Regions from separate parts of the Homo sapiens genome. Here regions 1 and 2 are each linked to region 3. Evidence: chromatin contacts called from ENCODE Hi-C or POLR2A ChIA-PET data. All regions are on one chromosome and are shown on one strand. The core of a region is the stretch at or near the end of the contact, and the rest is flanking DNA. Distances in the headings are between cores, read along the strand shown. Region 1 holds the start of DLGAP1-AS1 (DLGAP1 antisense RNA 1). Region 2 overlaps MYOM1 (myomesin 1). Region 3 holds the start of YES1 (YES proto-oncogene 1, Src family tyrosine kinase).

The links. Hi-C counts contacts between places; a loop is a spot of excess contacts on that map. ChIA-PET counts read pairs that join two places held with the same protein, here RNA polymerase II (POLR2A). Pooled maps may share reads with other maps.
Region 1: a loop to region 3 is called in a pooled map, with 10 times the contacts of the local background. The contact joins the promoter of DLGAP1-AS1 here to the promoter of YES1 in region 3. A Hi-C loop is called at or near these places in 1 of 168 maps with a recorded cell type or tissue (naive thymus-derived CD4-positive, alpha-beta T cell), 5 of 37 single-sample maps with no recorded cell type and 14 of 50 pooled maps. POLR2A ChIA-PET finds 5 or more read pairs at or near these places in 1 of 52 experiments (naive thymus-derived CD4-positive, alpha-beta T cell).
Region 2: a loop to region 3 is called in a map with no recorded cell type, with 9 times the contacts of the local background. The contact joins the enhancer-like site here to the promoter of YES1 in region 3. A Hi-C loop is called at or near these places in 4 of 37 single-sample maps with no recorded cell type and 2 of 50 pooled maps.

Annotation. Positions count from the first base shown.
Region 1 is chr18:3,592,110-3,595,363 of GRCh38, forward strand. DLGAP1-AS1 (DLGAP1 antisense RNA 1) reads left to right here and starts at 2,005. Exons shown (of 3, transcript NR_024101.1): 1 at 2,005-2,131; 2 at 2,311-2,375. All of the region lies in intron 7 of DLGAP1 (DLG associated protein 1), which reads right to left. RefSeq lists enhancers at 1,645-1,764, 3,177-3,254 and a silencer at 2,762-3,056.
Region 2 is chr18:3,175,827-3,179,422 of GRCh38, forward strand. MYOM1 (myomesin 1) reads right to left here. Exons shown (of 38, transcript NM_003803.4): 6 at 216-308. Among named protein-coding and RNA genes, the nearest start is that of MYOM1, 42 kb to the right of the region's middle. RefSeq lists enhancers at 1,974-2,093, 2,114-2,503. Within about 2 kb of position 2,270, at least 14 of the 41 ENCODE cell types and tissues checked have a DNase peak (open chromatin) inside an H3K27ac peak, as active enhancers do.
Region 3 is chr18:810,327-813,738 of GRCh38, forward strand. It overlaps YES1 (YES proto-oncogene 1, Src family tyrosine kinase), which reads right to left and starts at 1,916. Exons shown (of 12, transcript NM_005433.4): 1 at 1,788-1,916. RefSeq lists silencers at 1,523-1,612, 1,683-1,742, 1,793-2,302 and enhancers at 2,034-2,576, 2,577-3,118.

The DNA.
Region 1 (3,254 bases), core at 755-3,254, 2.8 Mb after region 3:
GAATGATGCTGAAGAGCTGAAGAAAGAAGCCAAAAAAGGAGGCCAGAGAAAGAGCTCCAACGAGGCTGTCTGGTAGCAATGATGAATGTTCTGCCATCTTGGGAAAGCAGCTGGCACTGATGAGGACAAAATAACTAATAGACAAGTTTGCTGCTGCTGCTTCCAGCCAAGCAGACCCCATAGTTGTGCACTTAACAGTGCATCATAGGGCTCCTGCTCCTTGCGGTGATGTGTTATGCTGGCCGGACTTTCCAACAAATGCCAGACAAATCAGCGGTCTGGCTGGAGTCCTCCACCGGCAAAAATGCGCAAACCCTGGCAACAACAAAGATGATGAGATGAGATTCAGTCCAGACCCGTGACATGCCATTAGATCTTCCTAATCACCAGAGAGCAAATCCTTACTCTGTGTACTGGACACTGTGCTAAGAACTTAATAGACATGGGGGCTGGGTGTGGTGGCTCACACCTGTAATCCCAGCACTTTGGGAGGCTGAAGCATAAGGATCGCTTTAGCCCAGGTGTTGGAGACCAGCCTGGGCAACAGAGTGAGACCTCGTCTCAAAAAAACCCAAACAACAACAACTAGCTGGTCATGGTGGTGCACGCCTGAAGTCTCAGCTACTCGGTAGGCTGAGGTGGGAGGATCACTTGAGCTTGGGAGGTGGAGGCCGCAATGAGCCATGACTGTGCCACTGCACTCCAGCCTAGGTGACAGAGCAAGACCCTGCCTCAAAAAAAAAAAAAAAAAAAAAAAAGAAAAAGAAAGAAAGAAAAAGAAAAAGAAAAAGAAAAAGAAAAAAAAGAAAGAAAAGAAAAGAAAAAGAAGAAAATAGACATGATCTCACATATGTGAAAGATCCCACTATCCCCATTTAACTGATGAAAATATTAAGGCTCAGAGCAGGCAACGGACATCCCTAACTCATCTAGAGATTCAGTGACAGAGTTAGAGTACTCAGGGCTCCAACTCCCATCTGACCATTAACTCAAACCACCTTTGTTTATCTCCCCCGCCCCCCGCCAGTAAACACTCTCTAGTAAACACCTTGTCCACTAAAGCACCGTGGTTTCCACGAGGGACTCCTTCGTGCACAGCCATCCTCACTCTGCAGGAACTCTTAAGTTTCAGTGAATGAATGAATTTGGAGTGGTCAACAAGGGGTGCACAGTTGCAACTTTTAAAATATTGCAGAAGGAGAGAAATGCCACAAAACAAAATGCACATGGAAAAATCACTACCTTATTTCAAAATATTTACAGCTTCACATTTAAGGCCACCCAAAGCGTGGCGGTCAGTGGTGAGAAGGCAGAGATCAGAGGCTGTTGGGGTGGGTCATACACCATGATTCCCGGCCCCCCTCTGGGAGATACAAGGTATCCCACAGTCTTCTCTCCCAGTTACATCCTCCACGGAAACCACAAGATGACTCGCTCAACTTTTTCTAAAGTAGAAAAAAATATGCTTGTGTGTGTGTGTAAGGGGAGGAGAGGGGATGTGAATGAAATGGAGGGTAGTGTAATAATTCCTGTAGTCATAAGACACGCCAGTTGGTAGTTGCTAGTATTCCAGACACTTCCTAACGCCAGACAAATGCCCCAAGCCTCGGCATGTCTGGCCTAGAGATCTATTCAACTGATAGCAGCCGCCTCTTCTGGGGAGAGCAGATCTTTCAGAAAGCACTGGCTGCGCTGCTAATCAAACGCAACATTGTTCTCAGCAAGGAGGAAGAATGGAAAGGTTTGTTTCAGAGTCACAACTTTATTTTTTTTAAAAGGCACCCAAGTTGTTTCAACAAGCTGCTACAAAACTTGGGCTTCCTGAGTGGAGGCTGTTTTGCACAGTGCATGTACTGTACAAAAATCCAGGCAGGGAGGGGTCAGAGAGTTCGTCATTAAAGAAAAAAAAAAAAAAAAGCCCCAGGCACTTGATGCCTGGAAATGATGTCAGACGCAGCCACTCCTCTGTTAGAACTACAGCCAAACAATGCGCAGGCAATCCACAGCAGCTGCCCCTGCAAATGTCAGCGCCAGCCCAGTCAAAAGAGCTTGAAACCTACCAAGCCGGAGGACTGTGCTGTGCCTCTCTCGCCCACATTTTCCCCAAGCACTCTCAGGAACCTGGCAACAGGTAACGTGGCAACCTTTGACTTATAAAAGGGCAAGTGGCACAATCTCAGGGAACAAATGGACTTTTTTTTAAAGCCAGCATCTCCCCCACCACTCCCACACCCCCCTCCCTCCCTCCCTCCCTCCCAACCAAAAGTCTGTAAAAAACAAAACATTGACGCGGGCAGTCCTACTCTCTAGTGTCCCCTTGTGGCCAAGCCTGGAACATCACATCTGTACGTTGCAATCTGTGGATCAGCTACGAGGTAAGTCGCTCTTTGGAAGGGGTGGAGGTCTTTGCTGGACTTGTCTTCCGAAAAGTATGAAGAGTGGAAGTCAAGGCTCAGAATGGCGTCCTTTTTTACCTTATCACCTTAACAAAAACTTCACCTTAGCTGCAGGGTTAAACCTCTGGGTTGGGGCTGGGGATTTTCGTTGTTGTTGTTTTAAAGCAGCAGCCAAGGCCATGTTTTTTAAGGTGGTGAGTTAAACGGAGCAAGAGCTGCGGTAGCCTTTTCCACCCAATCTCTTTCTTCACATCCTAGTCACAGCCAAGGGTAGGGTGGATGGCAGTGAGGATAAACAGCCCAGAAACAGGATTCCTGCAGGGTGGGACTGGCATTTTCCATTTTTATCTGAAGTTGTACTTTGAATGCAGACACCTTTCTCTCAGGCCAGAAGCACTGCTCATTTGTATTGCTGGCTTCCAGTTAGCCTATTTGCAAGGATTACTTAGGATTTCCAGACTGCAGGCCCAGCTACCCAGAGAGTGTGCCTCAAAGCCCCACCTCAAAGCTTTTATCTCTATGTGGCGGGAAACACCCACGAAAATGCCAACGGCGGTATTTGTAACTTGCCTTCTTCCTTTTGGGAACTGCTTTCTGCAGCTCTCTCTGCGTTAGAGGAATAGCTACAGCTGGGAGCTGCTCCAGCCACGCAGGAGGAGAGGGCACCCATTGAGAGGCGGGCACCCCTTCTGTCTCCCTCTGGCTATGTTAACTGGAAACTAGGAAAGGGGTTCAGATCAAAGTAACTGCTGTCTTCAGAAAGTTCCATTCATTAACTAAGTTAGCGGAAATTAAATGGTGTTTGGAGGAAGGTCATTTCAGAAGGCCCAGGGCCAGAGGCTGAGGTCTAAAACTTCT
Region 2 (3,596 bases), core at 1,020-3,519, 2.4 Mb after region 3:
AAATATAAAATCACTTTGGGAGGTAGTGTGGGTATGGTAAGGATCAGTCATACATATCACTTTCAGGTGTGCACCCAGAGAAGCACCGTATACGAATGTCCCTCAGTGTGATCACACAGCATTGGGATGAAGTGGGGAGAGTGGCTGTTAACTGCAGGGGTGAGAAGCCTCCCTGAGCAATGGTGAGCAACACATGGACACTAATGTTCTCTTACCCATTAATCTCCAGAGTGTGCATCCCATATCGACTCTCAATAATATACTTTCCAGGGTTTGCATGGACATTTATTGGCACCTGGTTTTTATACCTATAACAGAATGGAAACAAAATGAAGTAAGTTGAAGTGTAAACAACTTCATGATTAAACACACACACAATTCTTGTTCTTGCAGGAACATCTGTAAACAGGGCACTGAGGGTAGCAGCAGCATCGATTAAATAAATGTAAATCATATTGGCTTACGTGAAGTGCACCAGCAATACATCACACTTCTTGATGAAGTGCTTTCCCCTCCTCTATAAACTTACATGAAAAATGTTGACGATTCACAGCAATATGGCTGAATATCATGTAACATAGTTACCGAAAAAAGCCAGTTACAAAACAGTGCACAGCAGAATGATTGCTTTTATATAGAATACAAAAACAAAAAACTAATTAATGCTACTAGAAATCAGTAGTGTGTTGGGACGCAAGAAGGAGGCTTCTTGGGTGTCAATAATGTTTATTGATTTGGGTGTCAGTTACATGGGTGTGTGCAATCTACAAAAATTCACTAAAGCAATTCATTTGTAAAAGTGTGCAGTCTTTGGGAAGCCGAGGCGGGCAAATCACTTGAGGTCAGGAGTTTGAGACCAGCCTGGCCAACGTGGTGAAATACCATCTCTACTAGTAATACTAAAAATTAGCCAGGCATGGTAGCACACACCTGTAATCCCAGCTACTCAGGAGGCTCAGGCACAAGAATTGTTTGAACCCAGGAGGCGGAGGTTGCAGTGAGCTGAGATTGTGCCACTGCACTCCAGCCTGGGCGACGGAGTGAGACTCCATCTCGAAAAAAAAAAATTTGCAGTATATAATATGCACACTTTTTGTGTGCATGTTATATTATAATTTAAAAGGTTTTAGGCCAGGCATGGTGGCTTATGCATGTAATTCCTGTAATCCCAGCACTTTGGGAGGCTGAAGTGGAAGAATCACTTGAGGCCAGGAGTTTGTGACCAGCCTGGGCAATAAGCAAGACCCTGAATCTACAAAAACTACAAAAAATTAGCTGAGTGTAAACCTGTAGTCCCAACTACTTTGGAGGCTGCAGTGGGAGAATAGCTTGAGCCTGAGAGGCTGAGGCTGCAGTGAGCTATGATCGCACCACTGCACTCCAGCCTGGGCAACAGAGTGAGACCGTGTCTTAAAATAAATAAAACAAACAAACAAATAAGCTTTTTAAAAATAAATAAAACAAATAAATACATAAATAAGCTTTTTAAAAAGTTGACCACTATTGATGTAACAGAGAGGAAGGCTTTCTGTTGGGGGTTTTATTGCTGGCTATCTGTGTAGGATGAGAGCAAAACATTCTTCCTGCTAACATTCTTGCATGTTGTTAGAAGCAATATCATTATTATTATTATTATTATTATTATTATTATTATTATTATTTGAGACAGAGTTTCACTCTTGTTGCCCAGGCTGGAGTGCAATGGCATCATCTTGGCTCACTGCAAACTCCACCTCCCGGGTTCAAGTGATTCTCCTGCCTCAGCCTCCCCAGTAGCTGGGATTACAGGCACCGGCCACTACGCCTGGCTAGTTTTTTGTATTTTTAGTACAGATGGGGTTTCACCATGTTGGTCAGGCTGATCTCGAACCCCTGACCTCAGGTCATCCACCTGCCTTGACCTCCCAAAGTGCTGGGATTACAGGTGTGAGCCACTATGCTCGGCCTGCAATATCATTGTATTGAACGATCATTATATTTAAGTGTTTTATTCAATGTCATAAACAAACATGGCTCTTGCCTTGGAAGAATTTATAATATAAATCATGAAAGGAAACTTCTGACAAGTAAGAGCTGAAAGCCTCCCTTTTTCTGACTGTTCCATATCTGGTTAAGCCTCACAGCCCTCGGAGAGTGGACTACGCAGGCGGGCCTCTCCCTGGGACCCTGTCTTCTGGGTCTGTACGTGGCGCCTGGATTCTTCACCACTTCCTCATGTTCTCAGTAGCCAGTGGCTATGGTGCTGGACCAGGCTTTTCTACTTAAACCATTTTCTGCCCAAAAGAGGAACTGGGTTTCACTTGTTTCCCTTTCAGACAGCCCACTTCGCACGCACAGATGACGTCAATAACCCTGATTAACATAGCTGACACAGAGAATTGACTATGAGCCAGGCAATGCTCTAAGCGCTTTATGCATACATTGGTAAGTTCAGTTCTCACAACCACCGTATGAGATAGTGCTGTTTTTAACCTCATTTTCCAGATGAAGAAACCAAGGCATGGGGGTTTCAGGAACTTGCCCAGTCACACAGCCAGGAACAGCAGAGGAGGGATTTGAACCGGCAGCCTGGCTGCTGACCCACATGATGCTTCCATTTTCCAATTGTTCTGTCTGCATTTCATTTCTTCAGACTTGTGGACACGATCATAAGGAGGTTTGGGAGTAGGGAACATGATGGAAAGGGAGAGGAAGGAAGAATACTGGCTTCAGTCAGCTCCTTCCTTTCCCCAGCTCTCTCTCTCACATACACATACACCCCTCCGTCCCTAAAGCACGTTATTCATTTTCTACACTTAAAACAAACAAACACTCTCCTCCATATAACAGAACCCGAACTCATCCTTCAAGATTCAGATCAAATGCAACTTCTTCAATAAACTCTTCCCTAAAATATGACACAGTATGAATCGTTCCTGCCTCTCTGCATCAGGGTTCCTTGCTTCAAGTTACTAAATATAACATTTATCAAAATTATGGTTGGATATGTGTCTCTTCTATTATGTTGCCAAACCTTTGAGGTTGGGATTGTGTCTGATCCACATTTACTTTTTTTTTTTGAGACAGTGTCTCGCTCTGTCTCCCATGCTGGAGTGCAATGGTGTGATTATAGCTCCCTGCAACCTCCACCTCCCAGGCTCGAGCAATCTTCCCACCTCAGACTACCAAGTAGCTGGGACTACAAGTGTGCACCACCACACTCAGCTAATTTTTTCTATTTTTTGTAGAGACAGGCTCTTGCTATGTTGCCTATGCTGGTCTTAAACTCCTGGGCTCAAGCAATCCTCCCACCTCGGCCTCCCAAAATGCTAGGATTACAGCCATGAGCCACTGTGCCTGGCCTGATCCACATTTACTTCTATTCCTACTCCTGAGGAAGAATGAGTCATGGGCAAACAGCAGGCGCTCAGAATTGGTTAAATTTGGTTGAACAGAATTAGCACGTAATGCAATAGATTAATTGTAGCTTCATAATTTTTTGTCTGAGAGAACAGAGTTCTGACAAGCATATATGTCATGATATGGATGATTTTATTTTAAATAAATAGCGATGAGGTCTCACTATGTTGCTCAAGTTGGTCTCAAATTCCTGGGCT
Region 3 (3,412 bases), core at 666-3,165:
AATTTTTCAGCTTGTGAATTTCCTGAACTAAAACACACACACAAAAACAGCCCATGTATTAATATTATACTTCGACCACAAGACAAATTCCACCTAACCCAGGAAGACAGGTCAAAGCTGTAATTTCACTTTCAGATGAACAGAAAGGAATCAATTTTGTGGTTTATGAAGTCAGCAAAACCTAACTACGAAATTAAAGCCATTATAACATTACAGTGGTTACAACAGAGTATATATTTTAAGAGCCCTTTTATCTTTTATCCTGGAAACATGGATATAAACTGTTTTGTTTTCAGATCAAAGGCAATTGTCTTTTTCAAATGTAGGACCCTCTGAATTGTCAACCAGCATTTAAAATCTCCACCGACTTTTAGCTAATGTCCAAAAATAAAAATACAATTTAACTTCCTTTCCTTACATGTCAATTGTGGCAGGGGTCTCACACTTATAAGCAAACAAACAAAAACCAAAAAACCATATATATTATTTGCTAAAGTAAAACTTTCTTACTGTACAATATATGAACATCGTAAGTGATGCATACAAGATCCTTGGCTAATACAAGATACTCCTTTATTACCTGACCATTCAAAATGCTTCCTGTCCACCGTGTGCCAAGCACTGTGATAGTTAAGATATTAGATTTACCATGCACTTTTCCTTAAATGCACAGTCACGTGTATACATTTAGTAATACTTTCCTTAGTGCGTAATTTAACTTTAGAAGTGTAACAGGATGGTTTAAATATTTAAAATTATCAAGGTATCTTTGGCACTGTAATCTTACAGTTATAATACATGAAGATACTATAATCATATCATGTGAAATCGACTGTGAAAACACACACCCGTGGAACGTATATACATAATAAATGGACATAAAATTGTGCTTCCACCAAAGACTTTCATTATTTCCTTTAGTAATTTATAATTATACAGTATGTTATTCCACGCCTGTATCAATTAATTATGCAGAAAATGATTCAACCAAATCCGAACTGTTAAGTCCTACTCATTACAAAACAAAAACTAAAGTCCCTACACCAGACTTGATTTTCAAAGAGCTTCTTAAAACAGCTCTGCCCCATGCCCAATAAAGTGAAAGCTGGAAGCAATTATCAAGAAGAAAAACACACTTTAAGACAATTTTCTTTAACACATGTGGACAGGGAACCGAACGCAACGGGAGGCGGAGTGGCATGATTCCGTAAAAGTGGACGCTGAATGGTAAATTTCCCAACCCCCAACCCAAAACAAAGGAAAACTTTAAACATGTTGCGGTTTTCAATCAAACCAAGTAAAGCCAGAAAGGCTCATCCACTCGCCCCACACACCCGCTCCTCTCCCCGCACAGCTGCTACCGGCGTCGGCCGATACACAGACCCCCAGCCTTTAGGACCCAAAGGGGCCGCTTCCCTCGCCCCTACTTCGGCCGTAGGGGCAAAAATAAACCTCTCCTCCCCGTCGCCGGGCGGTCCACACGACCCCAAAGACAAGGGGTGGGGAGTGTCCCCACGCCCCTGGAACCTCAGGTCGGACTTGGGCGGGACCCGGCAGGTCTGGACAGGGCAGAGACCGAGTCAGGGGCGAGCAGGTAGCGCGGGGAACGAGACAAGCCCGCCGGGCGATCCGGGGGAGGGGAGAAGTTTCTTCCCAACTTCCCGACTCGGGCCCGCGGGGGCGGGGAACCGCGGCGGCGGCGGCGGCGGCGGCTCCGGGCGCTGGGGCCTAGCCCTGTCCGGGCAGAGGTGGAACCCTCCGCCCGCGGGGCCCCACCGGGTCCTTACCTGTCCTCCGGCCGCGCTCTCATGAGTCGCTGCTACCGCAGCTCGAGGTGGCGGAGGGCGGAGGCGAGGCCCGCGGGCCCTCTCCCTCCTCCACCTCCTCGTCCCGGGGCGCCCGGCGGCAGCAACGACGGCAGAGCCGGCCCGGGACGCGTTACTTCAGGAGGAGGGAGTTCCCGGGCTCCCCACGCCTCGGCCTCACTCTCCACCTCCTCCGCCCCCCCCCCCCGGCCCCGCCCCCTGACTTCTAGCGGGGGCGGGGGCTGCGGGTACCTGCGCGCGCCGCCGTCCGCTCACCGGAACTCGGGCCACGCCGGCCCGGCTCCGGGGCCCCCAGCCTTCCGGCGCCTACGCCCCCGTCAGGTCCCCTCCGCGGGCTCCGGGCCGCTTTGCTGTGGTCAGGATAGGCGACCGGTCCGTGTCACTTCTCCCGACCCAACATGGCGGCGGGGTCCGGGGCGGATTCCCGGGGGCGGTGCAGGCCGAGGGGGCGTGAGGAGGAGGTGCTTCCCTGCCCGGAGAGCAGGCCCGCGGCGTCCCTTCCCACCCGCGAACCCACCGACGCTCGGCTGCCGCGGAGATTGAATGGAGCGCTCCGATTCTGCCCCTCTGCCTTTCTCTGTTCCTTGGCCCAGCTCTCAGTAGTGGCCAGGGCTTTGGGGCTTGCTTTTGTGGGGGAGGACGGGGTTGAGTTTTTTTGGTTGGCTGTTTGCTTCTCAGCGCTACGCTTCCGCACCCTTTGTCGTTGGTAGTAAAATCTCAAGCCCAACCGCGTGAGCCGGGGGCGTTACTCACACCCTCATCACCATCCTGATCGCCGTCCAAAAAACGTTCACGTCTTGCCTCCTTCCGAGGCAGGGATCCTGTCCCTGCCCCCAGGAGCTTCCTGTTGACTGTAGGTCGAACCAGCCTTGCCGGGAGGGGAACCGAAGCTGAGTTCTGTTTGGCGACTATCCCAGTCATGGTGGCTTTGGCTTATGTTGGGACAGCGTTTTTCTATATGATGCTGGCGGCAGCCCAGTGAGGGAAGTGCAACAAGTATGGTTCTCCTGCTTGTCAACTGTGGAAACAGCGACCCTGAAAGTGGAGGAGCCACAGCTGGAATCGTGTCCGTCTGAATACACGCACCTTTCCTATGAGCCTTGTAAAGCCAGTCGTTGAAGAAGGGGGAGGACCCGGAAGGATGGGGTGGGGGCGTAAAGATGAAGGTTAATCAAGGTCCTCATGGACTGAACCTTGAGGCCCTTCTGCTGCAGTCACTTTTGCCCTATCAGACTTTTAGAGTAACTTCCTCTCTTTATTTCCTCTTTGGTGGGGTTATCAGAATTATTTTGTGACTATTGGTTTCCTTTGCGGTTTTTAGTGAAATTCAGAATCATCTTCGACGGATAGGAAATAGTGCAATCATATGTGTCAGTATTCCGGTATTCTAGGAACTTAAGGAAATGCATATAAGGGTTTGAACATTTTTTTCTTCAGCTCACTAAATGAACGAAAGGTAGGCGTAGGCGTTAAAGAGACACATAATGTGGAACGATGCTGTATTTTCTTAGCTACTAAAACTTCATTTGTCATTGACTGTCTCAGGGCTTTAAAATTTTATGTAGGTCTATATTCAGCTTTTATTA